Regions from separate parts of the Mus musculus genome. Here region 2 is linked to region 1. The links are chromatin loops, found by intact Hi-C in ENCODE. Cell type or tissue: left cerebral cortex. All regions are shown on one strand. Each heading gives the region's core, and the rest is flanking DNA. Links, peaks and the distances in the headings are about the cores only.

Region 1 (11,702 bases), core at 1,199-9,198:
CCTTCAAGTAACTACTGTGATTAAATCTGTTCCTGCTAGCTGGCAGCTTTATCAGGGAATCGACTTCACAGCTCATCCACCTTGACTACACCAGGCTAAGTAGCTTTGTGATGACTATACAGGACAAAACATCAGTATACTTAGAAATCTACCTTAAATATGTAAGCTGCCAAATGTGGGTGGAATTCAGACACCCCACCCCCACCCCCCCCACCAGGCCTTCCCATACCATAACTTAAAACAACTCTCCTTAATGCCCACCGCTCCTGGAATTTCCTTCCCATCAAGTCTCTCTCTCTCTCTCTCTCTCTCTCTCTCTCTCTCTCTCTCTCTCTCTCTCAGCTTTGGGTGCTGATCGATCATGAGGAACCCACACCATCACAAGAAGGCACAGGGATGTCTTGGCAGTGGTCTCTGTGGCAAGTGTACCTACTCATTCCCAATGATGAGTGAGCTAAGCTCTCTCCACTGGAAGGGTTTGTTTTAATGAGTGTAGTCTGCATAAAGCAATCGGATAAGAGATTGCAAATCTGCTAAGGGCGAGAAGTCCTCCAAGGTGAACCGCATGAGGTCTAACCTAAGCATACAAACTTTCCCATGTTACTAAGTTATAGAGTATGACGTCAGCTTGATGCAAGCCCCCCCCCCCCAATCTGGAAATTCTCATCAATCTGAGTTATGAGAAGAAAGCATGAGCCTGTGAAGGGGCACAGGCCAGGGTGAGGCACACAGAGCAAGATGCTCCAATGCTGCCTTCACGGTTTTAAACAAGGAATTGATTGTTCGCCCTGATTACCTCTGGGGAGTGGGAGTCAGAGTGACTTTCAGTTTTGTATTTTATGTACTTTAGTATAGTCTGAACTTTTATAAAGAGCATCCGCTTTTATCATTGAAAAGGTATTTCCACTTTGAGAAAAACAGGCATAAATAACTTAACAGACTCACATAAAAAGATGAATGAACAGCAAAGCATTTTCATTATTTTATCACCAGAGGCACTACCACAAGAAACTATCAAAAAATACTTCAGAGACCTAAGTGAACTTCAAGCACATGTTTTACATATTTAACCCTCCCAAGACAAGAGACTGCAGCCTAAAAACATTTATTTTTCTGCATTCTAACACAACTCCCCTCCCCTTTTAGGCAAAGTCTGTGACCTGTCTAGAGAAGAACAGGCCTTTAAAAAAATAAAATAAAAAAGAAGGCAGTGGGCTGGTGAGATGGCTCAGTGGGTAAGAGCACCCGACTGCTCTTCCGAAGGTCCGAAGTTCAAATCCCAGCAACCACATGGTGGCTCACAACCATCCATAACGAGATCTGACGCCCTCTTCTGGAGTGTCTGAAGACAGCTACAGTGTACTTACATATAATAAATAAATAAATCTTTAAAAAAAAAAAAAAAAAAAAAAAAAAAAAAAAGGCAGTAACATTTTTTTCCTGAATGGTGTTACAAGGAACACTGGGCACTTTGAAAAGGCCCCCAATTGTACTGACAAAAGTGGAGGGAGGAGTGTGGAGGAATGAGGAAGCAGAAGGTACAAACATTTGGCAGCTACTATGACATAGAAACACACAGTCCTGAGCAGGACTGGCAGCACAAACCTGTAATCCTAGCACTGTGGCTGCAGAAGCAGGCACATCCCTCAAGAGGTTGAGGCCAGCTTGGTCTACAAGAGTGAGACCCTGCTTCACAAAAACAAAAACCCCACAAGGTCAGAAGGCTGGGGTGGAGGTGCAGGCCCGTTATCCCACCACTAGGTGAGAGGTTGAAGCAGGAGGACCAAAAGCTAAGGCTGGCCCCAGACCAAACAGTGAGACTCTAGCTTTAAAATACAAAACAAAACAAAACAAAAAAACCCCATAAAACAGCCGTCAAGGTGATCCATGCTTTTAATCCTGACATCCAGGAGGCAGAGACAGGTGTATTTCTGCCTTTGAGGCTAGCCTGGTCTACAGAGTGAGTTCCAGGATAGCCAGGGATACACTGAAAAACACTTGTCTGGAAACACCAAAAACCAAGTTACAAGATCAGGAAGCTGTGCTCGTGGCCTGGTTAAAATGGGTTCTTTCCTGACAACGACACAGCAGCAGTGGTGCAAACCAGCAGGCATAATGTTAGGAACTGGAAGAACACAGCCAGCTGGAAAGACTGCTCAACCAGGTCTACTCAACAGCATGAAAACTGAGGCTTTGGGTTTTTAAATTTTAATTTCTAATGATGTGTATGTATGTGGGGGGAGGGGTGTGCACATGAGTACAATTGTTCTAGAGTCCAGAGCTCCCTGGAAATGAAGTTACAGGTAGTTGTGAGCTGCTTGGGATGGGTGCTGGGAGTCAAACTTAGTTCTTCTTGAAGGAAAGGCAAGTGCCCTTCACCCCTGAACTATCTCTCCAGCCCTGAGTTTTGTTTTTTGAAAAAAAGGTCTCGCTATGTATGCCAGGTCCAGGTTAGCCTCAAACTCTTGATCCAACCTCTTGAAGTGCTGGGATTATAGACGTGCACAACCACACCCTATAAAACTTGCTGTCAACGGAGAAATTCTGGTGTTAAAATGAGTGCAAGTGGCTGGAACACAGCACTGTACCGCAGAACTTCTAAGCCTTAACCTTTGGAAAAGCACTGCACTGCACCTCGGCTGCGTTAGGTCCGTCTGTTTCTTTAAGAGGAAGAAACCCCATGCAGCTACCAATGCCACTCAGTATTACTGAGACTTTAGGGGATAGTGATTCAAAAGGGAAGTTTTACAGTTCTAGGCAACTGACCATCCATCCATCATTTGGGCTTCAGCCTCTTGTACCTTCATTCTTTCCATTTCTCCAGATCATATCCATTTGAGGTGACAAAATTCCAGAGAACCTATTTTATACCTTTTAAAAAACATGGTTGCTTTAAAACAGTCATAAGAACTACATCGATTTCCCCAGTCGACTTCAGGGTGCCTCAAACTTCGGCTCAAGAAATTCTAAGTGGTCTTGGAAAGCCTCAGAACAAGCCTATCACCCCAAAATTTAGGATTTCCTGAGGCAGGAGAATTATATCCAAGCGATCCTGGGCTACCTAGCCAGACCTTGTCTCAAAACGGGGTGGGGGTCGGGGGGAAATGCTTGGAACGCTTTGTGGATTCCAGTGTCAAAGGGGAAAATGTTGCCGCAGCGATTCATACTGTACGGAAATACAGTCTGACCAGTGGAGAATCTACATGTACCGTCACAGCGACATTCGATTTGGGAACATGATCACACACATACAAAACCCTATCCCCAGAAAACAAGGACTTTCATTAACCTGTTCTAGACCCGTCCGAGTTGGAAAATGTCTTGTCAAGCCCTCAGATCACGTGGACGAGTGGCTAAGGTGGAAAGGGAGCCTGGGAGCGGCGGCTGAGCCCAGATCCACGCCTGCACGCTTCAGCAGCAAGGACTCCAGATCGCCACCCAACTAGCTCACCGCCTCCACCAGAACTTCTACTTGTAAGCGCCCACCACTGGAGGCAAAAAGCACTTTCTTCTCGGGACTCGGGGGGCGGGGGGGAGGATCTCGTACACAGAAAACCCCCCAAACCCCCGAGACCTACCACTTTGGACCCGAACAAAAAGCGTGTGTGCTGAGGAGCGGGGGTGGGAAAGAGCGAAGCAGGAATCCGCGCGGCCCAGCCGCCTCCTCCCTCGGAGCGCGCCCAAGTCTGCGGCCTCCGGCTCCGGGACGCTCCCCTCCCACCGGCCGCCCAGCCGCAGCTGGAAGTTAGCGAAGCGCGCTCTGGGCCCGTCAATCAAGCGCGGCCTCCCGCCTCCACCTCCCCTCCCCCCACCCCCCCAGCACAAAATAAAATAAAGGGAAAAGAAGTAATTTGGGAAGTCGTCTGGAGAGGGGATTCGTCCGGAACCCGGAGAGGCCGCGCGCACCGGACTGACGGCCGGCCCCGAGCGAAGCCGCTCGGCAGACCCCCGCCACCGGCTCCTCGCCGCGCGCTTTCCACGCTCCGGCTCCCCGCACCGGTCGGCGCCGCCTCGGCCACGCACTCCGCCAGGCCCGTGGCCCAGCTTCGGCCAAAGTTGCGCAAATGGCCCCGACGACTGGCAGCTACTCACCGGGCGCGGTGGGACGCGCGGCTGCGGAGGTTTTATGGAGTTGAGGGCAGCGGAGCCGCTGGGAAGGCGGGCGGAGGCGAGGGGCTGCGGGCTGCAGTTGACGGCGCGCGGCGCTCGGCTGGGCTGCGCCGAGACACTCCGGGCTCTGCCAGGGACTGCGCTGCAACAAAGGACTTCCGCTGCCGCACAGCCGCGCCTGCCGCACCGCACTGAGCCGGCCCCGCTTACGCGGCGACTCCGGGTCTGCCCACCAGTTCGCGGCGGCGTCCGCCAGCCTTCCCCTCCCTCTCGCCCGCCCACCCACTCCGCCGCTGGCGGCTAGGGGCACCCGCGGTCGCCTGTTGGTTGCAACAAGTTTCTGCGTCGGGCCGGGGAGGCTGGCACTGCCCGCAGCGCGGGCGCCCGGGCGGCGGCGGCTGGAGCAGCACTGTCGCCCCTCTCCCCGGAGTCGGCTTGGCCCTCCTCCTGTTTGCACAGCTGGACGCCACTGGGATCCTCCCGACTCCCCCAGGGCTGGATGCCGATCGCCCTCTACCCAGATGTCAGACCCCTGTCCCGCAGGGCCCCGCAGTTGGACCCGCCCCCGCGCTCCACCCTGGACGCCTGGAGGGGGGGGTGACACTCTCGTCCCGTCCAGCCTAAAGCCTGTCCGCTCGGGGTCCTCCGTGCCCCCCGACTCCTCTTCGCGTGGGCCCGCCAGCCTCGGGCCTGAGTCACTTCCCCCGCCATGCCCCGCCCGGCCCGCCTCCCTCCCTGGCTCCCGCCGCATGTGGCTGCCTGCCCCGCGCCCTCGTCCCCCTCCCGCGCCAGACGCCGGTGCATCCTTGCCCGTCCCCACCCAGGGCCGAGGGGGCACCCGTGGTTTTTTTTTGTTTTTTGGGTTTTTTTTTTTTTTTTTTTTTTGCACACGCCGGGGAAAGTTCCCAGGTCACGCCAAGACGTGTGGGGAGCCAGTGACGCTCGAACTTGTCCCCACACTTCCGCCTCCAGTCACGACTGGGGACCGTGGCAGAGGCGCGCCCGGAGCGCGGGGCCGACCCCCGCCTTGGCCACTCGGGCGGGCAGGCAGGCGCGCGCGCACGCACGCACGCACGCAGGCAGGCACGCACACTAGCCGGGGTGCCGCTCGCTTCCCGGCAGTCCGGTCACGTGGGCCGGGCGCGGGAAGCCGCGCGAGAGCAGCCCGCCGGGTGCGTGAGCGGGCGCAGCCGCGTGGTGTGCGCCGCGCGGGAGCCCGCCCCTCCCGCACAGAGAAGCCCGCCCGCCAGTCCGCCGCCGCGGCGGAGTCTGGGTAAGCAACGCGGCCCTGCCCCTGTGGGCTGCTCCGGGCTCAGTCCCTCCCGCCGCGAGCCGCCCGGGCGGCGGCTGCAGCTGCACCCGTCGCGGGACAGATGCAAGTAGCCGGGGAGAGGGGTGCTGTTTTTGGTCCGTTGGAGATGTCAGTCAGGGCCCAAGGAGGACATTAGCAACGGCGAGCGAGTGCTGGGCGCGCGGAGCCGCCCCTGGCCGTGGGCCGCCGGGGCCTAACGCGGGCGGGATGGCGCGCGCGATTGCCGCACAGCCTTAGAGCCCATTCCCGCTGCGGGCCGGGCTCCGAGCGGGCGCAGAAGCCTCAATCCGTCTGTGTCAGCCGGGTCCTGGGCGGCCGCGTCAGGCCTCCAGGCTCTAGCAAGTGGGCGGGTGTCCAGATCGGGCTGCGCAGCCCTCACTCTCCCCTCCCCCATCCAGTTTGTGAGTACCTAGCATCTAGGGCAAGTAGCCCCCTACCCTAATAATTAATTTTTCTCTTAGCCCAGTGGTTTTTCATTTTGAATTCTGGCCCCCATCTTATATCATCGTCTCCCTAGCACTCATTTGGAGGAATCAAGCCGTTATCAGTTGCTTAGGTAACGCACTGCGCTGTACCTGGAACCTGATAGCAGCTAGTGTTGTGTGTTTTATAAATTAACTCCCATCTCCCTCTAAGGGATTAAAGTTGGCCTTCTTCCTCGAGGGACTCCAGCAAGTCCTTCAAAAGCTGCAGAGCTGTCGATTGACAGAATTGAAGTACATCTTAGAATCAGAGTTTTTCAGCTGAAAAGGACCTTAAATATCGAGTCCATCCCTCATTTCACAGCTAACACCCGGCCTAAGAAGCAGAGTGTTGCCCGATCAAAGTTTCTGCACCTTTCATAATTAGCCTCAGGACTGCAGTGCCAGTTTATCCTGCTTTGGACAGTGTATACTCCAGAAGTGATTAAAATTACATCAGGTTTACAGGACTTCTCAAGTTGATAGCCCAGGCTAGTGTAGAAGTAGCAATGGATCTTAGGTCGGGCTCTCACTCGCAGGAACTAAGAGTGTATGCCCCCTGGTCTGGCCACGTGTCTCGGCCTTAGGTTTAGGCATCATTCTTGAAGCAACCTAGATATAGGTACATAGCCACTGCCTGACTTGGGGGTGGGATGAGTAGGTGTGAAATAGTCAAGATGGCTGGGATTCAGTTAGGGAGCAATGAGACATCCTGGGTGGTCAGCAAGAAGACCCCCACCTACCCCACCACACACTAGACTGTCATGCCCAGTACTATAATAAGCTGTAAGGAGTTTCCAGTCAGGTTTAGTTTTGTGTGCTAACCTTTGCCGGCAGTTTTAATAACTGAATTCCCTAAAAGGGTAGTATTGTCTTGTTATAAATATGTTTTAAGTCGGCAGAAGTGAGTGAGCCAGAGAGGTATACCTGACTGTGGTGACAAGAGTAGTTGGCAAAGGAATGTGAGTCTCAATCACTTATCTTCCAAGCCTAGTCAGTGCTCTTTCGCATTACATCTTGCTCCCCAGGAAGGGGGTGAGAGAATCGCCTGTGGCTGATTTATTGGCGCCTGTGGTTGCTCAGAGAGGCCAGGCAGGACTTTCAGCTGCCCTCTATGCCTTACAAAGTGGAGCTATGTACTTCCACCCGATCTCCTGAGGGGAATGCAAAGGAGCCAGGCTGTCTAGCTGAGGAGGAGGGGCCTGAGCGGCTTGGCAGTAAAATCTCCTAGCACGCTGGGAAGTGCAGCATAGTGCCTAACCTACCGCTGACCCAAAGTGATTTATTCCCTGCAAGCTGCTGGTGGTATCTGACCAATTTGTCCATTTTTGAAGTAAGAGCTAGGAAAGAGTTGGCGAACTGTCAGAGTTCCTATAGAAAAGCAGTGCAGGTGCTCTTATTTTGATGAATTGTAAAGTAGCCCTACACCACTTCCTGTGCCCCCTTTCTGCTTGTTTATCCCACAGAGCAAGTGCATCTGAGTCCTTAGAGAAAGCCAAAAAGAAAATAGTTGATAGTAGTTACCTCTACCAGCGATGGAATTGGATCCTTTGATCTCCACTTCATGCCAGTTAGATTCCTCAGCCACTGCTTCTTCCTTTAGTCTGTCGAGATGGCTCATCAGTTGAGAGCGCTTACTGTGCATATAGACAACCCAGGTTTGGCTTCCAGCGCCCATGTGGCTCTTAACTTGAAATAACTCCAGTTCCTGGAAACGGATTCCTTCTGGTTTCCACAGGCTCCTGCGTACATATGGTATGCCTGAATTCATGCAAGTACACATAGAATATGTTTTGCCAGGCATAGTAGTGCACACCTTTTAGATCCCAGTACTTGGGAGACAGAGTTCAAGGCCAGTTTGGTCTACATAGTAAGTTCCAGGACAGCCAGAGCTACATAGTGAGCCCTGTCTCACCACCCCACTCACTCACCCACCCCCAAAAGAAAGTGGAGGAAAAAGACAGTACTCAAAGCTAACATGAAATTTCATGATTAGTTCATTTTAATTGTACTTGGTTGTATTCTGGGGATCAAACCTGCCATCTTGAGAATGCCAGACAAAGCCTCTACTACTGGGCTATATTATATCCCCACCCGTTGTTAGGTTTCTGTTCTCATTTTATTGGGCCTTTTTTTCTTCTATTAAATTAACCTTAAGAAAAGTGTATATTATTAAGGTTTTGAGATTTTGTAATTAATTGCTTTTGTAGATACAGATCAAAACCAATGTTTAATTCTGAAACAGCAGGCTTTTTAGGCAGAGGGTATTATTTAGTCTGTGCTAGAAGTGTGTTCATGGAGCTGTTATTCTCTGGCAGAGAAGATGGTAGCTCACTCACACAGCAGCTCAGTCACTTGCCCGCTGCACTCTGGGTCTCCTCTAGTTTTGCCCTCTTTCACTTTCCCTGGCCTGTGAGGACCTCTTTTACTCTTGTTAGATGTAGTCTTTAGAATAAATCAAGAAGACTCTTGTCTCTTTCGTATTAAGTTTTTTATTTCTAAGTTTTATTGGCCTAGTGCTTTATCAGACAGACAGGCACACACACACAGAGGATGGAAAAGGCTGTCTGCCCACAGACCAGGGCTCCAGACTATCCTATTGAAGATTTCTAGAATGTAACTGCCCTTTCCTGTGTCATCCATCACGTCTTCTCTAACATTGTCTGTGAATGGGTTCCTGGCAGGTTTGATCTGTGCCTGTATTTTCAGATTTGGCAGTTCCTGTATCATTTTTAGACATTATGGAAATCAATTTAAAAGGGTCTAAGAATAAGTGGTTCTTTTTCCTAGATACTTTTCACCAGAAAGTTTGGAAATGGTGTGGCCCTTCCTGGCCTCTAACCACTCTACTAGTGCATTAGTTTAGCACATTTCTGTTTCTTTTCTTTGAGGGGTGTGTGTTTGTGTGTGTGGATCTGAGGTCAGAGGTTGACCTTGGGTGTCTTCCTTACTGAAGGTGGGGCTCACTGATTCATGTAACCTGGCTAAGCCAGTGAGCTCCAGGGATTTGCTTTGGGATGGGGGTGAGTACAGGGAGGGCCCTTCCCCCAAGTCTCCTGTTTGTTTTCTTTTTGAGATAGGGTTTTCTAAGTTCAGGCCTCAAACTTCTATGAGCTGGAATTACAGGTATGCAACAGTATGTCTAATTACTTAGATTCCTTAAACCACCTAAAATTGTAGTTTAAAGTCACATTTACAATAATCATTGATATTTATTTATCTACTATAATGAACACAATTCTTTGGGATACTTATGCGATAGTAAACATTCTTCCATACTTGTTGGGAATTATGGTATACGCTTATGATCCCTCTATTCAGGAGCTTGAGGCAAGAGAACATAGACTTCAGTTCAGCCTGGGCTACAAAGTAAATTCTAGGTCAGACTAGGTTATTGTGGGATCTCGTCTCACAAATAAAACCAGATCAACTGTCACACATCCACAATCATCAAAAAATACCATTTTACAAATACCAGCTACACTTGTGGGAAGCCTTTTATCAGGTAGCACTGGAGACCTTTTAACTTGTGTATTTCTAGCCATGAGTAAGTAGTTCATAAAAGCTTGACATTCCTCTGCCAGCTTTCCTATCTTTTACTGATAATTGATTATAAAGTCCGTTAAAGATGCTTACGGTGTGAGAGAATGAAGAGCTGAGTATTCTAGGCTGTTCTGCTGCTGATCTGAGAATGCAAGCCAACCAAAAAGAGTTTCTAAACAGTCCAAGATGTTGAATATCATGCTAACTAAATTATAAACTTGTTTCATCTTAGTTTGAACTAATCCAGAGCTAATTTACTGCGATCTAGAAAGTAAATAACGCTTTTATAATCTCATAGCTATCAATACTAAGCCTATTATAAATATTACTTGGGGGTGAGGGTGTGGTGCTTAGATGGGAAGGATATTATGATGATACAAATACCTTGTATACATGTATGAAATTCTCAGAATAAAATATTAAAAATACTAATTTGATAATAAAAATGTTTTTAAAGTTTTTAAACTCTTTGCTTTTCTAAATAATGAAGGGTGATTTTTTTTTTAATTCTTTTCTGCAACCTACTTTACATCTTTTTTTTTCCTACCAAAAATCTTTTCTGTTAATTTTTTTTGTTTGGTTTTTATTAGATAGGCTCAGGCCAACCAGCCTTGAACTCACTCTGTGTAGCCTTGGCTTACATTGAATTTTCAGCAATCCTCCTGCTTCAGTTTCACAAGTGCTAAGACTACAAGTATATACTACCATGTCTGTCTTCCAACCAGATTTTATTATTTTATGTATATGGGTGTTTTGCCCTCATGTATGTCTTGTTACCATGTGTGTCTTTGAAAATTGGATTGGCAGAAGGGTTAGCAGTGGTTGTTTCTGTTTTTATGGTTTTGGTGGCACAGTGGGTGACTAAAACTGGGGTAACTGTTGCTAGAAGAAAAAGGGCAGAGCACACAACATGCAGCTGGAAAGTGGGGGAGATGCTCAACAAATGGTTTGTTGGGGTGATGTGTAATACTCTGAATCTTGTCATCACTGAGTTGGACATGTTTACCACGGCCTCCAAAGAGCACACCTAGAGCCAAACCCCACAATCAAGGAGCAGAACTTGGAAGTGTTAAGTTCAGCCAAGTTAATTATAAAAACAAAAACATCACTGTTGGAGGAATATTACTGCAGAGTCTCTTACGTTATTCACAGCGTATTTTATGTGTATGAGTGCTTTGCATGTATGTGTGTACCATGTGCATGCCTGGTATCCATGAAGTCCAGAGGAGCGCATCTGAGCCCCCTGGAACTGAAGTTAGAAAAGGTGGTGAGTTTCTGTGTGGGTCCTGGGAGCTGAACCCAGGTCTTCTACAAGAGCAGTTAGCTCTTCAACCACCAAGCCATCTCAGCAGCCCCTCATCATAGGCTTTAGTATATAAATGACTAGATAGGAGAAAAAAAACAAAGACCAGGAGGCCATCACCCTAGTCAATGAAGATCAATGAAGTTTGACCCCACAGTGACACAAAAGTTAGTAGACCAAAGATGTAAAATAAGGCTGTAAGCAAATAGGAAGTCTCAGCCTGGAAAAGGCTTCCAGTAAAAGGAATGACACCAAGGCCTAGGAGGGCATGGTGGCCAGGTTGGAGTTCAGCTCCTTCCTGGGAAATTCTGCCACAAGTACCTGAAGATGGAGGCGAGGTATCATGTTGGAGAGATTTGAAGCGAGAGGTTAAATAGTTTTACACCTGAAAATAAAAGATATGGAATCTCGCCAGGCAGTGGTGGTACACGCCTTTAATCCCAGCACTTGGGAGGCAGAGGCAGGCAGGTTTCTGAGTTGGAGGCCAGCCTGGTCTACAAAGTGAGTTCCAGGACAGCCAGGGCTACACAGAGAAACCCTGTCTTGAAAAACCAAAAAAAACCCCTGGAATCTCATGGAGTGGGTTTAACCACTTAGAGAAGGCAGGCTCTCAAGAGATTCTGAGGATAGATAAATGGAAACTAAAGAGGAAGGAGTTACTGTGTTCGAATGTTCCTTACATAGCTTAATCCTGTTAGTATTTTAGGTCCCCTTTCCCTTTCTGTATGAACTGACTTCGTAGTTCGTGAGTTAACGGATTCCCCACCCTCAGTCCCTCCAGCTAACTCCCTGGTTAATCTGGAGTGGCTTCTGCCTCTAAGAGGTCTCACCTTCCACCCAGAGCTCTTCCTGAGGTCTCCAGCTTCCTCGGGGCCCCACCCTGACCGTACCTCCTATTTTGTTGCCTCTACCCTGAAAGGTCGTCTTGAATCAGAAAGTTGGCCTCAGCTACTTCCCTGCACTTGTAGGACGT
Region 2 (11,702 bases), core at 1,665-9,664, 350 kb before region 1:
CTTGTTGGAGGAAGTGTGGCCTTGTTGGAGGAAGTGTGTCATTGTAGGGGTTGGCTTTGAGACCTTCCTCCTAGCTGCCTGAAGACACCTGGTTTCTTTTTGATGAACATGTTGAACTCTCAGCTCCTCTAGCATCATGCCTGCCTGGCCATTGCCATACTCTCTGCCATGATGATAACGAACTGGATCTCTGAACATGTAAGCCAGGCCCAATTAAATGTTGTCCTTTATAAGAGCTGCCTTGGTCATGTATTGCCTGAGCTTTTGTCCCCGCCGGCAAGAACACACTCGGGACAACCGGAATCTTCTGCGGCAAAAGCTTTATTGCTTACTTCTCAGGAAGACCCCGACCCCAGAAAATGGAGTCGCTTATATAGCCCTCAGCCATGGCGTTTCAGCACCTGATATGGCATGTCAGCTCCTGATTTGTTGCTCGCCCATCAACCCACTATTACGCCCCGAGATGGGCAGTGACTAAGAGTGAATTCACTCTCCCGCCCGCCTGCGTACAAGGCTTGTTTACTAGTTAGGCACAGCGAAGGCCAGCGGCATTGCTCGAGGCATGCACGGCTCTCCACAGTCATGGTGTCTCTTCACAGCAGTGGAAACCCTGATAAGATGCCAGATAACCTTCAGTGTGCTTTTGTTTGTAATTCCTTTCAGCATTCTGGTCATCTGAACTCACACCACAATTATTTATTTACCTCTGTTTATAGTTTTCTAAGCTTTTCCTAGTCCCCCGTCTCCAAATTCTCTCTGTTCCATGGGCTTCTAAACCCTTCGGTCAAGGGCAGTCGCAGCAAGGACTCCACCAGTCAGCTCACTTTGTATTAGCTTTTTGCTTATTTGACAATATCCTGAGATCAACAGCCTAAATGAGGAGAGCCTTGTCTTGGCTCATGGCCTCGGAGCTTTCAGCCCACGGACAGCTGGCTCCACTATGCCTAAGCCACATTCCCGTGGCAGCATGGGAACGTTATGGCGGAAGGGAATGTTGAAGGAAAACTGCTTGTGGTACTTCAACCTGGGTGTGGAGGAAATGGAGGGGAGGAAAGCCAGGAAGCCAGAGATAACTTATCCCCTCTAGTGATTCGGTTGCATGATCTGGCTACCTGTGACAGCACCAGCTGGTGATAGCCCTCAAAGAACCTACTTCCCATATCCTGTGGTATGATAATGACTTGTCCCTATCTTTCCATTCAAGCCACCAGACACATTGCTGCCAGATCCATCTCCTAAAACCTGGTTCCAGTCCTATCTATGCTTTGCCTAAAACTTTTCAGCCTTCAGCAGATTTCCTGTTGCTAACCAAATGAGGTAGGGGGTCTTCAGCAGGGTTTTCAAAGTCGGCCATACTATGGCTTCAGCTGACTTTTTCTGTCTTAAATTTCACAGCTTTTTTTTTTTAAAGAATTATTTATTTAATGATATGTATATGAATACACTTGTAGGTTTCTTCAGACACAACAGAAGAGGGTATCAGACCCCATTATAAATGGTTGTGAGCCATCATGTGCTTGCTGGGAATTGATCTCAGGCTAACCACTGAACTATCTCTCAAACCCAACTTTCACAGCTTTTGTTTTGTTTTGTTTTGTTTTGTTTTTCGAGACAGGGTTTCGCTGTGTAGCCCTGGCTGTCCTGGAACTCACTTTGTAGACCAGGCTGGCCTCAAACTCAGAAATCTGCCTGCCTCTGCCTCCCAAGTGCTGGGATTAAAGGAGAGTGCCACCACCATGCCCGGCTTTATTTGTAGCTTTTATATAAATGCATTTATGAGACTGATTCATCTCAGAACCAAACAGTACTAATATCTAATTCCTGCTAAGGTACAATGCTATGCATGGAGACAGGACTAGTCAATAAGTTCTTTGAATTACCTGTATCCACTTTTTTTTTTGATTTATTTATTTTTTTACTATATGTAAGTACACTGTAGCTGTCTTCAGACACACCAGAAGAGGGAGTCAGATCTCGTTACGGATGGTTGTGAGCCACCATGTGGTTGCCGGGATTTGAACTCAGGACCTTCAGAAGAGCAGTCGGGTGCTCTTACCTGTTGAGCCATCTCACCAGCCCCCCTGTATCCACTTTTGCTCACACCTCTAACCCTTTTCTATTAAGATGCACTAATTTTTTTACATTTGTGTGCATAGTGTGCATGTGCACATGTATGCATGTTGTCATGTTTGAGGGCATATGTGTGTGGGTACACATGCGTGCGGAGGCCTGAGGCTACTGTCCAGAATCATTCTTTTTGTTTGTTTGTTTTGTTTTGTTTTGTTTTTCAAGACAGGGTTTCTCTGTGTAGCCCTGGCTGTCCTGGAACTCACTTTGTAGACCAGGCTGGCCTCGAACTCAGAAATCTGCCTGCCTCTGTCTCCCAAGTGCTGGGATTAAAGGCGTGCACCACCACCGCCCGGCTCAGAATCCTTCTTGATCTAGAGTCTACCTTGTTCATTGAGGCAGGTTCTCTCAATCAAATCCAGAGCTCACAGGTATGGCTAGTCTCGATAGTAGCTTGCTCTAGGGGGATCTGTGGGGCAACCTCTCCCTTTGGAAGCTGAGAAGCACAGGCAAACCACCACAACTACCACCTATGTGGGTTCTGTATCTAAATTCCCACCCTCACAATTGTGTAGTAAATGCTTTAACCGCTACTGGCCCATCTCCCCAGACCCAGTGCTTTTATTTATTTAAGATTTATTTTTATTTTATGTGTATACGTGTTTTGCCTGCATGCATGTGAGTATGCCTCATGGGTGTGGTACCTGAGGGAGACATCAGATCCTCTGGAACTGGAATTATAGGAATTTAGCTGTTAGCCAAAAAGTGGGTGTTGAGAACTAAACCTGTAGGTGTCCCGCTGCAAGAGCATCCAAGGCCCTTGCTCATAACTGAGGAACCATCTCTCTAGTCCCAAATACTTTTTCTTTCTATTTTATTTATTTGGTTTTGTTTTGTTTTTGAGACACAGTCTCATTTTGTAGTCCTGGCTGGCCTAGAACTCATTATGTGGACCAGGCTACCCCAAGCACACAGCGATCCACCTGCCTCTCCCTCCTGTTTGCTAGGATTAAAGGTTCACCACTACCATGCCCAGACTACTTTTGTTTTCATTTTAGTGTCAGTTTCCATTTTAAGGCTACAGGAATGCTTTGTGCTAAAGCCCGTCATAGTGGCACATTGCTGTAATCCTGTACCTGGCAAGTAGCAGCGGGGGATTTTGAGTTCAAAACCAGCCTAGACTGCATAGCAAGATGAAACCAACAAACCAACCAACCAACCAAAGAAACAAACAAAATATTATTTGTTCACTACAAGTGTTAAAGGGGCAGGCTCTTACAATTTAACTTTAGTTCATTCACAGATTTTGGGGTGCTTATGGTTATATTAATATATGTTTACAGCAATGTAAATAAGTTGATGTATGGCTATTTTATCAATCAAGTGTTTTTGAGTAGCAAACATAGTTATGCGACTATACGTAAAACTACATATTTAAGTATAAACATCCATTCCTTCCTTCCTTCCCCAGGTAGAGAGTTCTCTGTAAGTGCTTCTAGCTTCCATCAGGGACTCATGGTGGCCATCACCCAGAAAAAAAAGTCATTCATTTTTCAGTTTTTAAGACAAGGTCTCAGCTCAAACTGGCCTTGATCTCATGGCAACCCTGTTCCTTCCAAGTCATGTAATTATAGCATGAGCCACCAGGCCTGGCAGTTCTTCTGAGCCCATAAATACATCTATGGAGGTGTTTCCACTCTGTGCAGGCTGACTACTTGGAAAGAAACCTTTGAAAGCCTCGGTAATTGTTCCACAACAAGATCAGCCGCAGATGGAATCTTTCAAGCTAGTTTCTAACGTGGTTTCCAAGTCTCTACCCCTGTCACACTTGTGCCAAGTCTTGCTGTTTGCTGGACAGAATGACATCACACAACTGCAAACAAGGGTGAATAAAGGCCTAACCCTCTCCCCACTACATCCCTTCCTCCTTTCCTCCCTTTAGCATTGAGAGCCTCTGCTGATTGCACAGGAGCTCAGTGTCCAAATTCTGAAACGAGCCCTTCCTCCTCTCATCAACACTCTGGTGGTTCCCACATTTTGAATTTAGGAAGAATAACATGGCTTCCAGTGGGACGAATCTCAGACCCTGGACATGTCAGCTTTGGAAGTGAACATTAGGAAAAGAGAGTGAGAGGTGACTGTCTAACTAATCATCAGAAATCTCCTTTTTGGTTAGCTTTCTGCAGTATCGCTCTCTTCCTCTCCCTTGCTGATTATTAATGATTTTTCTGTATCTTTTTCTCTCTTATTCCCTTTGGAGTTCAGTCCTCCCTGGTGCCTTAATTTAGTTAATGTTCTAATTAGTGCAAATTCCACTCCAGCAGATTCCCTGAGCTTTTACATCAGTGCTTTTTCCATATGATGAACTCCATTAACAAGACTCTGAATGTTCAAGACAAAGGAAGCAGTAATTTAATGCAATGGGTGCTACCTCATTTGCCCCGTCTTTCTGGTTCAGCTTTCTTGGCTACCATGGAGCCTCCTCAGCAGGTAATTTCATCAGTTAAGAATTGGGGCGCTGACACGAGGCTGATGCCTAGATAGACTCATCTTCTAGAAAGTTCCACATATCATCACTGTACATTAAAAAAAAAAAAAAAGACTTTTATACCAGGGAAAATATCACCCCTTAGGGGAAACAGTAATGCCAATTTCCCAGTAGTGATTTGATTTGTCCTGATGTTCTTTTTCTCAAATCTTCCAAATGTAACTAGACATGATCAGCCGTGTAGTACATAATCTAGACTATGGAATGAAAAGGCTAAGTGAACCACACAGACTATTTGACTTGACTATTTGGTTTTCTAGGCAGGGCTTCTTTATGTAGCCCTGGCTCTCTTGGAACTCACTCTGTAGACCAGGCTGTCCTCAAACTCAGAGATCTACCTGTCTCTGAGTCCTAAGTACTGGGACTAAAAGTGTCCACTGCCTGATATCTGTCCTGACACTTTTAAGTAGTGGTTTAAGCATTTTTAAGCCTTGATTGTACATTGAAGCCAGGTAGAGGGCTTCCAAACACTTGATATTTGGGTCTTCCCACCATAGATCCTAATGTTACAGGTGTGGGGTTCAACACAGGCAGTGGGAGACTTTATGAAGCTAATATAACTGTAGTAGGTTGGAGACCACCACTCTAAACATGGGCAGAATGGATCATCAGCCTCTGTGAACAGCATCATAATACTGTCAGGAGACAGTAGAGGGCAGAATTGACTTAAATTTATGTAGAGATAAATTGTCCTTGATAGGACACAGCAACTAATAATAAAGTAATTGTAATATTTATTATGTTGTGTGGTTGTCTTTTTGTAACAAATCTTTCTTTTATGACTAGAGCCAAGTTACTTTCTATATACAAGAATTTACTGGGGCCTCTTGGTGGCAGCTGATGCTCATCAATATATGTTATATATTGTATCACAGTTCTGAGAACGAAGGGCAACAGTTAATGATTAGGCAGGAATAGCAGGGGCAAAGCAGGATTGCCTGAGGCAAAGGGGATACTGTAACAAGGCTTTGCAAAGTAAACTGGAGTAAACAAATGAAAGCAACCTTACATAGTAATAGTTGACTATTAGACTCCCCAGTATTATTTCTGTGTGTGCCCATTTATCATCATTCACCATCATGGCATACACTATGAGCCACAGAGAGGAAACTTGAGACGTTTGTTTGTTTGTTTGTTTGTTTGTTTTTTGTTTTTTTGTTTTTTTGTTTTTGAGACAAAGTTTCTCATTGTAGCCCTGGCTGTCCTGAAACTCACTCTGTAGATCAGGCTGACCTCAAACTCCTCTGCCTGCCTCTGCCTCCCAAGTGCTGGGATTAAAGGCGTGTGCCATCACTGCCCCACGTTGGGACAGATTTTTAAGTGTTAGACATTGCACACGGCAGTTGAGAAAGCTGGTTCAGGATTTCTCTCGTAAGTAAAAAGTAAGATTTTTTTTAAACATCCTTCAGAGAGCAGGATGAGGCACACAGACAGTAAATCAGTAAAGATACTGTTTCTACTGCCTTTGACTTACATGGACTCTCTGTGTCCTGCTGTGAGTAGTACTTAGTACACAGGGCCAGCTGGCTTCCTGAGTTGCTGAGTCTGGCTCTTGGCAATTCTCCTTGGAGGCAAAGATTCTTCTCTAACTCTTGTGTAGTTACTCTGTGGAGCTGATGATCCCCAAAATGAACATACAGAAGGCCTGGTGCACTGGTGAACAGCAAACACTGTAGAACAAACAATTGAAGTCAGACACAAAGTGTCCCTCACAGCCCATCAGAAGCTTAGCCACAGACCTTTCATCCCTCAGAGATTTTTCTACAGGGTATTACAAGCACGTGTCACACTCTTTGAATGACAGCTACAGGAGTGGCTATATTTAACTAAGTCCCTGACACAATTTGTGTGTGCGCGTGTGGGGAGTGGTTATTCACCAATTTATTTTACTTTGGGTAAAAATTCTTTCACTATTTTGTATGTAGAAAGCTTGTTATTCCTTTGTTGACGTTTCGTATGTGAATTTCAGATTGGCTTAATCTACCTAGCCTCCAATAATTAGTTCTGCACGTTCATTCTTACTTGAGTGATAAGTGTAATTATCAAGATTGATTGGAGCGGAAGTGGTGGTGAACACATGTCTATAATTCTAGCACTTGGGAATTGGAAGCAGAAGGATTAGGAATTGTCTTCCTTAGGGTTTCTATTGCTGTAATTAAATACTATGACCAAAGCAACTTGGGGAGGAAAGGGTTTATTTGGCTTACACTTCCACAGCATCATCAAAAGTAAGTCAGGACAGGAATTCAAGCAGGGCAGGAACCTGCAGGCAGGAGCTGATGCGGAGGCTACGGAGCAGTGCTATTTACTGGCTTACTCCCTGTGGCTTGCTCAGCCTGCTTTCCTACAGAACCCAGGACCACCAGCTTGGGGTGGCACCCACAATGGGTTGGGTCCTCACCCATCAATCACTAATTAAGAAAATGCCTTAAAGGCTTGTCTACAGCCTAATTTTATGAAGGCATTTTGTCGGTTGAGGTTCTTCCCTTTCCAGTGACTCTAGCTGTGTCAAGTTGACATAAAATTAGCCAGCACAGGAGTTCAAGATCAGCCTTTACTACATGGTGAGTTTGAGGCTAGCCTGGACTAATTAAGAGTGTCTCAGAAAACAAAACCAACAAATAAACTAAGAAAAATTGCCAAGTAACTTTTGGAAACGTAAACAATTAAAGCATGGTAGTGAAGAAAACAAAGTTATAAAGATCATCCTGTCTTTACGGAGTTAGGACTGTGTCTTTCTATAGCCTCAGACTGGCTTTTGGGCCAGTCTCATAGCTTGACAGCTCATAGTGCAAGAGGAAGACAAGAGGTGAGGAGCAGACATGGGTCAAGCCACTCCCATCTCCCACATGATTGGTGATATCCCCAGTTGGAAAAATAGATAGGCTCTGCAGCTTTGTGTAACAGAAAAGAGGTTTTTACCTTTGTTTAAAAAACAAAACAAGGGCTGGTGAGATGGCTCAGTGGGTAAGAGCACCCGACTGCTCTTCTGAAGATCCAGAGTTCAAATCCCAGCAACCACATGGTGGCTCACAACCATCAGTAACGAGGTTTGACTCCCTCTTCTGGAGTGTCTGAAGACAGCTACAATGTACTTACATATAATAAATAAATAAATCTTTAAAACAAAACAAAACAAAAAACTATCTGAGTTATTGAGGAAAATACTCAGACATTTCTTTTGCAAGTTCACCAATACTTTGTTCTTGCCTAGCTTTCTGGCAAAACTTGTTTCCAAGAAAACATCTAACATATTTTGCTTAGTTTTTACTATATTTTCCCCAAATTGGAAATATCTGTTGATTTTTACAAAATAGTCTATGCCTATAAAACAAACACTATAGGAAAAGAAGAAGGAAATAAGAATTACTCTAAACCTATCATACAGGAATAAATTGATTTTTAGCAGCATTCTTATTGATATTAACTGTTTAATTTCTGTTTTCAAATTTTTATTCATTTTATTTTTTTCAAGACAAGGTTTCTCTGTACACAGGACTACAGTCCTGTCTTTCCTAGAACTTGTTCTTTAGGCAAGGCTGGCCTCAAACTCACAGAGATCTACCTGACTTTGTTTCAAGCAGAGCCAGGCCAGCCTGGTTTACAGAGTGAGTGTTACGACACAGAGAAACTTTGTCTTGAGAAAAAAAAAGATATTATTTGCATATGTGTGTGTGTGTGTGTGTGTGTGTGTGTGTATCTGTGTGTGTGTGTGTGAAAGTGTGTGCACACATGTGCATGGAAGCCAGAAGAGGGTGTGGAATCCCTTAGAGCTGGAGTTACAGGCATGTGAGTTGTGGCACATGGGTGCTGAATCCAGACACTGATCCTCATGACTGAGCAGCGAGTGCTTTTAACCCATAGGGCATCTCTCCAGCTCCTACTTGGAGCCCTTTTTAAAAAGTTCATAACGTATCATGACATTTCCCTTTTCTATTAATTATAAACCCACATCCTTGCTTAAATGAACATTTCTTTGTGTGTGTGTACATATATATATATATATGTATGTATATATATATATATATATGTGTGTGTGTGTGTGTATATATATATATATATATATATATATATATATATATATATATACCATAACTGGTTTTAAAAGGGAACTTCTATAGACCAATTAAATTTAGTAGAGTTCATCGTTGCAAAACACAACAAAATTGATCCACAAATCAGACAGCCGCAAGGACTAGAGAAGGTTCTGAGACTCTCAGCCCATGCTGTTAGCCATTAGTACAGGGATAGAAAACAACTTTCTGGCTACAGGAGAGTCAGTCAGCTAGACACCTGCTTGGTTTAACTGATTAATTTCTTACAAGACTTCCTGCAACCAGACAAAGACGTTCTGCTGTAATTCAACTCTCCATTGGTTAGAATGCTAGGACCAGTGCAAGTATCCACTCCACGATTACAGGCTTCCACATACTGTGTTTAACATCACTTTAACCAATTAAACAATAATGAATTTCTTTTTATTTCATGTATACTGGTATTTTACCTGCTTGTGTGCCTATGTGAGGATTCCCCTAGAGCTGGAGTTACAGACAGTGTGAGCTGCCATGTGGTTGCTGGGAATGGAATCAGAGTCCTCTGGAAGAACAGCCAGTGCTCTTAACCACTGAACCATCTCTCCAGCCCCCATTTTAACAAATTTTAATCTCAATTTTTAAAACTTTCTATTTTTGAAGAATATTGACATTGCATATACTTTTCCACTATTATTAACATCTTTATGATAAACATTTCATAAATTCTTTTGTTTTTTTTGAGACAGGATTTCTCTGTGTAGCCCTGGCTGTCCTGGAACTCACTGTGTAGACTAGGCTGGCCTCAAACTAATGGAGATCTGACTGCCTCTACCTCCTGAATGCTAGGATTAAAGGTGTGACCCACCACCACCCCAATTTATAAATTCTTAGTATATATGTACAATATTGGAAGCTCAATCAAGCTGAGAGTCCGCTGAGTCTAGGTGGTGGTTCAGTGTCATTATTTTGTGGCTGAGAAATTGAGAGCTTAAGGGCAGGCAGAGTGTTCTGAGTCTCCATCTATGGGTCTTTCAAGCCTACTCTGATACTGACTATAAGATTCTATTCAATAAGCTGCACGGCACATTTCTTTCTTATTCCTATACCCAAAGGTTATACTTTTAAAAATATTTATTTTATGTATACGAGTACACTGTAACTGTCTTCAGACACACCAGAAGAGGACATCCGTTCCCATTACAGATGGTTGCGAGCCACCATGTGGTTGCTGGGATTTGAACTCAGGACCTCTGGAAGGGCAGTCAGTGCTCTTAACCTCTGAGCCATCTCTCCAGCAGAAGGTTGTACTTTAAAAGCTAACTCCTTCCCAAGTTCAGTTTCCTCTGAAGGTTCGTTTTTATTTATGGAATAAAGAATTATAGTCTTTGGGATGTTAGCAGGAGGTCTATCAAGCTCCTGGAATCCTAAGAGGCAAACATCTACTTACTTCTGGCAGCACTTTGTGCAGGTGAAGCGCAGTCAAGAAGATAGGTAGTGATTGGGTCAGTGGTGGCATACAAATGCTTATTTATAGCTGGAAACCCATTCCAAGAGGAGGATCCACAGCTTTCAATTGGTTTGTCTGCAAGGGGGCAGCGCTGGATGCTGGATGAAGCAGATTTGGATAATTTCAGTGATGGTGGAAAAGGGTAAGCAGCAGAGTTGCCACTGTGCATGTGCTCAGCATAATTTGGGGCTAAATTCCTTCTTCCTTCCTTCCTTCCTTCCTTCCTTCCTTCCTTCCTTCCTTCCTTCCTTCCTTCCTTCCTTCCTCCCTCCCTCCCTCCCTCCCTCCCTCCCTCCCTCTCTCTCTCTCTCTCTTTCTTTCTTTCTTTCTTTCTTTTTTAAAGATTTATTTATTCATTTTTATGTATGTGAGTACATGGTTGCTGTCTTCAGACACACCAGAAGAGGGCATCAGATCCCATTTCAGATGGCTGTGAACCACCATGTGGTTTCTGAGACTTGAACTCAGGACCTCTCCAAGAACAGTCAGTGTTGTTAACCGCTGGGCCATCTCTCCAGCCACCAGGGCTAAATTCTTGAATGAGTTCAAGTAGGAGACAATAAATCCTGCTAATTTAAGTCTCAAAGCCACACATGACTCAACATCTATAATTTTAGCACATTGGGAGCCGAGGCAGGAGGACTGCTATGAGCTCCAGGCCAGTCTGGCAGTCTGGAATGCAGAGTGAGACACTGTCTCAAAAACCAAACCAAACCAAACCAACCAAAAAACCCAACATGTGTTACCAGTTCCTGAAGAAACGACCCAAATAAGCTTGAGATTTGGAGTTTGTGTTGTCTTTGGGAAATTACTTAAATTCTGAGATTCTTGACCCAGCAATGAAGATAACCATAGCAATTTACTTCATGAAATAAAGTGAAAACATTTGATAGGAAGAAAATAATAACTTTTTAAAAACAGAACTTGCCAATAAAAATGAAAAAAAATCAGGGGTTCTAGCAAGAACCAATTATATTCTGTATGCATTCTATAAAATACATCATGTCTAAGCTGAATTATAGTTTCTTATAGACTCCAAAATATTGAAGAAATATTCAAACAGAAGCTGAGCAGCTGTAGAAATAACCCACAGAATAGAGAGGGAAATTAATTTGCAGAGGTAATGGAGCTTTTTATTGCCGATTCTTTCCAAACTTTATTGAAAATTTCCCAAAGGTCTTGGTTAATATTATGAAAAAAAAAGAAAGAAAGAAAAACCTGTGATTTTGGTAACTGCTCACTTGCAAACAAAACAATTAGCAAAACCATTTATGTTGGCAACAATTATCACATACACAGAAAATTGTTTAATTAGTTGAATTGTTAGAATGGTAGCTTGTCATTCCTTATAATAAACTCAATTGCAATTTCTTTAAATTTATTTATTTGATGCGTACAAATGTGTTGCCTCCATGACTGGCCTGGGTCCTCTTTAAGAATAGAAAGTGCCCTCACCTGCTGAGCCCTCTCTCCAGCCACCTCAAAGTCAATTTGTAAATTATAAATTCTCCTCCTCGTGGTCTGAGTCCCTGACTGATAAATATTG

The links. Hi-C counts contacts between places; a loop is a spot of excess contacts. Peaks named below come from ENCODE experiments on the same cell type or tissue, not always from the same donor. Only the 100,000 strongest peaks of a DNase experiment are listed, where the experiment ranks them.
Region 2: a loop joins it to region 1, with 2.0 times the contacts of the local background. A loop is called at or near these places in 1 of 42 quality-filtered maps.

Annotation. Positions count from the first base shown.
Region 1 is chr12:76,363,121-76,374,822 of GRCm38, reverse strand. It overlaps Zbtb25 (zinc finger and BTB domain containing 25), which reads left to right and starts at 5,263. Exons shown (of 3, transcript NM_028356.2): 1 at 5,263-5,383. It overlaps Zbtb1 (zinc finger and BTB domain containing 1), which reads right to left and starts at 4,303. Exons shown (of 2, transcript NM_178744.3): 1 at 4,093-4,303. In left cerebral cortex, for the core only: CTCF peaks have their summits at 1,747, 3,485 and 4,408; DNase peaks (open chromatin) are centred at 5,722, 6,438, 7,048, 7,590 and 4 more places; H3K4me3 peaks cover 4,996 bases; H3K27ac peaks cover 3,643 bases.
Region 2 is chr12:76,714,347-76,726,048 of GRCm38, reverse strand. No RefSeq gene overlaps it. Among named protein-coding and RNA genes, the nearest start is that of Sptb, 9.7 kb to the right of the region's middle. In left cerebral cortex, for the core only: CTCF peaks have their summits at 3,733 and 5,267 (motif pointing right); a DNase peak (open chromatin) is centred at 3,782.